Regions from separate parts of the Homo sapiens genome. Here region 1 is linked to region 2. Evidence: read pairs that join two places in POLR2A ChIA-PET (ENCODE). Cell type or tissue: OCI-LY7. All regions are shown on one strand.

Evidence for each region. ChIA-PET counts read pairs that join two places held together with the same protein. Peaks named below come from ENCODE experiments on the same cell type or tissue, not always from the same donor. Only the 100,000 strongest peaks of a DNase experiment are listed, where the experiment ranks them.
Region 1: POLR2A ChIA-PET joins it to region 2 with 5 read pairs; 3 of 35 experiments call an interaction of 5 or more read pairs at or near these places.

What each region holds. Positions count from the first base shown.
Region 1 is chr5:135,383,994-135,386,493 of GRCh38, reverse strand. The region is part of intron 2 of MACROH2A1 (macroH2A.1 histone); the gene reads left to right. Among named protein-coding and RNA genes, the nearest start is that of MACROH2A1, 14 kb to the left of the region's middle. In OCI-LY7, no CTCF peak of the experiment used is centred here; no DNase peak of the experiment used is centred here.
Region 2 is chr5:135,052,457-135,054,956 of GRCh38, reverse strand. It overlaps PITX1-AS1 (PITX1 antisense RNA 1), which reads right to left. Exons shown (of 6, transcript NR_161235.1): 2 at 2,435-2,500. Among named protein-coding and RNA genes, the nearest start is that of EPIST, 14 kb to the right of the region's middle. RefSeq lists an enhancer at 1,387-1,446. In OCI-LY7, no CTCF peak of the experiment used is centred here; DNase peaks (open chromatin) are centred at 836, 1,426, 1,912 and 2,199; H3K4me3 peaks cover 2,366 bases; H3K27ac peaks cover 2,500 bases.

The DNA.
Region 1 (2,500 bases), 330 kb before region 2:
CAGCTCTTGTATATTAAATAATAATATGTATTTTTAAATTTTATGAAGACCTTACAGCAGGGCTATAGTTGGCTGAATCTGAAGCATTTCCTCTGCCTGCATGCGGCACTGAGTCATTGGCATGACCATGCCTGCCCCTAACATGGAACCAGGCCCAATTGACCTTAGGAGGATGTTCTGAGCAGTTAATGCATGCCCAGTCACTGCTGTGGTTACTTATGTCCTGTTTTGTGATGGGAGAGGAGCCAGACTCTGGGGCCATGTCTAGTGAGAATGCTGCTCTGTTCCACCCCTCAGAACAGTGCCACACACCCACACTGACTGTCCTCAGAAGGTGACCAGCCCTTAGCCGATTGGGCAGGGATGTGGGAGCACGTGGATGTTAGACATTCTGGGTCTAACTTAGACATTCTGGGTGACCCACTTAGAACTTTGTTTTTTGGCCCTTGAGTGAGAAGGAAGTGTGTCCAGGCCCTCTTTCTGCTCTCCTCTTCACTTTTGTTTCCCTAAAGGCCTTTTCTCATTCACTCCACATGCTGTCTGCCAGGCACCGTGCTAGGCTCTGTGTGAGAGTGCAGGAGTGATCAGGGCAGAGTGGCCTCTGCTTCATGGAGCTCACACTCTTGTCTGGAAAAGACAGCCAGCCAACCTAGATAGTTTAGAGACTGAAAGTGTTGCAAGGAGTAAAAGCAGGCCAAACGAGGGCCCAGGCTGCTTGGGGGCTTGGAGATGAGCTGGCCAGGGAAGGCTTCTCTGAGGAGGAGAAATCAGCTGAGCCCTGGAGAGGTGCCAGCCAGCCCCACAAGAACTGGGAAAGGGGATCTGCCAACCACTTATCTGTCTTGATGCGCCTGCTGGGTGCCAGGCCAGCCCCTTCCCAGAACATGGGGAAGCTACAGAGAGAGGGAGAAACTGGAGTACCAGCCTTCAAGCAGCTTAGGGTCTGGTCAAGGATGTGACCCCGACATTGTGCTCCAACACTAGGCAGACATCTGAGGGAAGTCCCACCCACTCAAGCTCTCCTTGCTGAGAGCTGTGATGTCCCTTGCACAGCTACACACCAACCCATCCCCACCCCCAAAGGGCTTCCTGTCCAGAAACAGGTATAGGCAAGAGAAAAGCTGTGGTGATGCAGGACCACCTGTGCTGCAAGGGGGGAGACAGGACTGCAAGTGGGTGTCAGGAAATGCTTTCTGGAGAATGCTTGTTAACCAGTTACCAGAGCTGCCCTGCTTGTTTAGGTGTCACTGAAGTTCCTAAGAAGGGATTGTTTTCTTCTCTGCATGGCCCAGACTCTTAGAGGTGGCATGTAGTCAAGCCCAACACCTGGCATGACAATTGCAGGCATGGTGATGGGATGTGCCACATGGAGGCCCATTTGAAGTAGCTGGGCCAGGCCCTCTGCCTTCCAAAGGCCCCTGTGGGAGAGATGGGAGGGGTCTGGATGCCCAGGGATTGCTAAGAGGACTGCTGAGCTGCAGTGCCAACCTAGGACTAGGTGCTTCTGAAGCAGGGAACTGGCATCTCCTTGGTGACCAGCTCTGGGGACCACTTGGGGTCCACTGTGTTCTAGAGCTGGGTGGTTTAGAGTATGGGCATTGGTGCCAGAGTTGCCACTTCTTACTTGTGGCTTAGGCAAGTCACTCACATCTCCATGCTATAGTTTTATACTCCGTGAAATGAGGATCACAGTAACTGTCTCATCAGGTTCTTATGAGGCTGATGTGAGAGCATGCATGTGAAGTCCTTATTCCATGCCTGGACATTGTAAGTGCCCAGATGTTAACTATTAACATTAGGGTTAAAGTATGAGAGAGGAAGGGAGTCTCCAGTAATCTTGTTCTTTTTCCTGTCTCTTGTCAATGACCAGAGCCTTCACACTCCTCCAAAAGGCACCCAGCATCCTCTGATAGCAGATGTCCCAATTTGAAGCTGCCTGTTGGTACTTGGCCAATCCTTGTGCAGTTTATGGAGCCAGCTCCTGACCTGGGGAAGAAGCAGGGTCCCATGAGTGATCTTTATCCACTTTACAGACTGGATGAGGCCCAGCCATTGGGCTTGACTATATCCTGAAATAAAACCCCAAGGAAAAGGGACGGTTGTTAGAAATACATCTTGTTTGCCATCTGGTTTTGGCTAACAAAGTGATTGTCCTCATCCCAAGTTTCAGCTTGTTTGACTTCCAGTCTCTAACTCAGGTCAGATGTTGCATATCCCTTTGGTGGTAGTCATAGGGCCACAACCCATCCCTGCCTCCATCTCCTAGAAGTGGGTAGAGAGAGCCTGTTCCTGTCAGCAGCACATCCTGTTACACTGATACTCATTTCAGCCAGCATCCACCTCACTTGGCATTTCTGATGTGGGATGGAATCCTACAAGCTTGGAAGATTGAGGTAGGCAGAGCCTGCAGTTGGTTCTGTCACTTACCTTGAAAATAAGTCCCAAATCTCTTTACCACCTTCCTATCCGGGACACTCAAATGTGTCCTGGACTCAGACAG
Region 2 (2,500 bases):
TCTATGACGATTTCCTCAGGATAGATTTTAGCCAATGGAATAAATGGGTCACCAAGAGAAGCATATTGTAAGGCCCTGATACAGATTGCCTGCTGCTCCCCAAAAAGCCAAACCACAGGCTAGCTTTTGATAGCAACCTCACACACCTCTGCCTGCACTGGCCGTGGCTCCTTACAGCCACAGTCTGCTCATTCCTGGGATAATTTCTCTCCCAAGGAATCCAGTGTCTATAAAGCCTGCCTGTCTAGCACTGCAACCACATGAATCTCTTCAGTGCAAGTCTGCCCCATGGTTCCTTTCCCCTAAACTAGCCAAAGCATCCAAGAGATACAGGGAGGAATCAAGTCCCAGGCCCCAGGGACTCAGACGTGCTGCTACTCCAGTGTATGTGAGGCTTAAATTAGGGGTCAATGTGAAACCCATTGATCACATCCTTTGAATAGCCCCAAAGACCTCTCCTACATCTCCACCTTTCCCCCGGTTCACCCTGCTGTACACACACCCAGGAAATGATCCCCTTGAGGGGTGCTATCCCTCCCCAGCAAGGTTAACTGATGACCCAAATTATGACAACAGACCTAAGCCATCAACCCATAAAGCAACTTGGCCAAGAATCGAATTGCCTTTGCATGTCCCAGCAGAGAAACTAAACTCCAGGCTCAGTGTAAATAAGCTGTCTCTGGTCCGACGTCAGCCCCTCTTGCCGGCAAGTTATGGATGGCACTGCGTATCACCCATCATAAATACAGCCCCTTGGCTAAACAAAGCCGACAGCTTTGTGCCAATAACCTTTGAACCACTCAAGCCCAGTGTCAATTGTATTTGTCTTCAAGCTAGGTTTACTCGAGACTGTTTGCTAAATCAGGGCTCATCTGCGGAGATAATTCAAATATATTACAGGCACCAGGCAGACACAAGGGCTTCCCCCACCTGGCCTCACAGGGGTCACCACCACAGCAGCCTGCACATCCCCTAACCACTCAGCAAGTTATTCTGGGAAAGAATAAGAAACAAGGGGCAAAAAGAGACACTGAGGCCAGGATCATAACCTTGGATCTGCCACCAGCTCTCTGCGCAACCCCAGTGAAGTCACCAGACCACGTGAAGCCTCTGTTTGCTCCTGAATGCAGGGAGAACCTAGTCTTCTAAATCACAGAGAACTTATTTTTGGAGGCCTATTCACAAGCAAAATCGGCCTGCATGAAGGAATCAGCTCTGGAAGTGCAGAAATGCAGAATGAGTTCCCACCTCGTGCAAGAGATGGATGTGCCCAGAGCAAAACCAAGTCCTGCTGGGCTGAAGAGCAGCCAATGTGAAAACAATCTTACCTGACTCTGGTGGGGCAAGGGGGGAGGTTCTAAATAGATATGGTGTAATACATAGATACCTTTTAACAAAAAGCGCTATAAAAAAAAAAGGGGAAGCCACTCTGTGGTCAAGGCAGGTGCAGTTACCATGGCCACCGAGGCTGAGCTAATTTGTACAATTTGCATTTCCTGAGTGCCTGCTGCATGCCAAGCACTGGGTGCTGCCAGAGAGACAGGGACTCAGGCAAGGCTCATGCTCCCACAGCCAGGGACCCCCACCCCACACCCATTCTGACCACCCCACCCACCCATCTTCAAAATCTGGGGCCCTCTCGCCCAGGACTCTGAGTCCCCAGTGCTTCTCACCATTTGGGGAGCTTTGCCAAACCCAGTCACGAGCCTCTCACCTGCTAGGATCCCAAACGACCCCCAGGACGTGGGACCAAGACCCAGGGAAATACCCCACTTTGCTTCGTCTCATGACCATGAAGCTGTGGGTTTGATAGTTCAGGAGGTTAGGGTAGGAGGACTAGGGAGTCAAAAGCTGTGTTTAGATTACGTCCCATGAGCTGCTCTTGAAAATGAATGAGAAGAAACTCCACAAAAAAACTCTGTCAAGAATGGAAGGGCCAAAGAGTGAACACAGCTGTCAAGAGAGGCTCCAGGCAAGCTGGCCCCAGGCACCCAGCACCTATGAGCATCAGCTCCTCTTATCTGTAAAATGGGAATCACATGTTTTGCCCAAGGAGTCACTGCAAAGATCAGACAAAATGGGAACCATCAAAGCCTTCCACATCCTGAAACACGCAGGAGGGATTATTGCTGTTATGGTTATAAGGCTGTGCTTCTTGCACCCAGTCAGGAGGCAAGAGATTCGAGTTCTGCCTCTGGTTCCACTTCAGGAAAGTGTCCCCCACCACCCCTGGGCATCACTAGAATAATGAGAGACTTGCACAAGGCAATCTCTAAAGTCTGTTCAGCTCTGATGCCATAGGATTGATTCTGTGATGTGGGTTAACTACAGAGGCCAGCCCATGGCAAGGTGTCCCCTCAGAGGTCAGCCCACCCCCCACCCCCCACCAATATGATGGGAGGATGCCGGCAAGACCAGGGTCGTTGTCACTCACGTTTGGGAGCCTCACGCCTCTCTGGGATGCCGGACCCCTCCAGCTTCCACGTCTCATCTCAGCTGG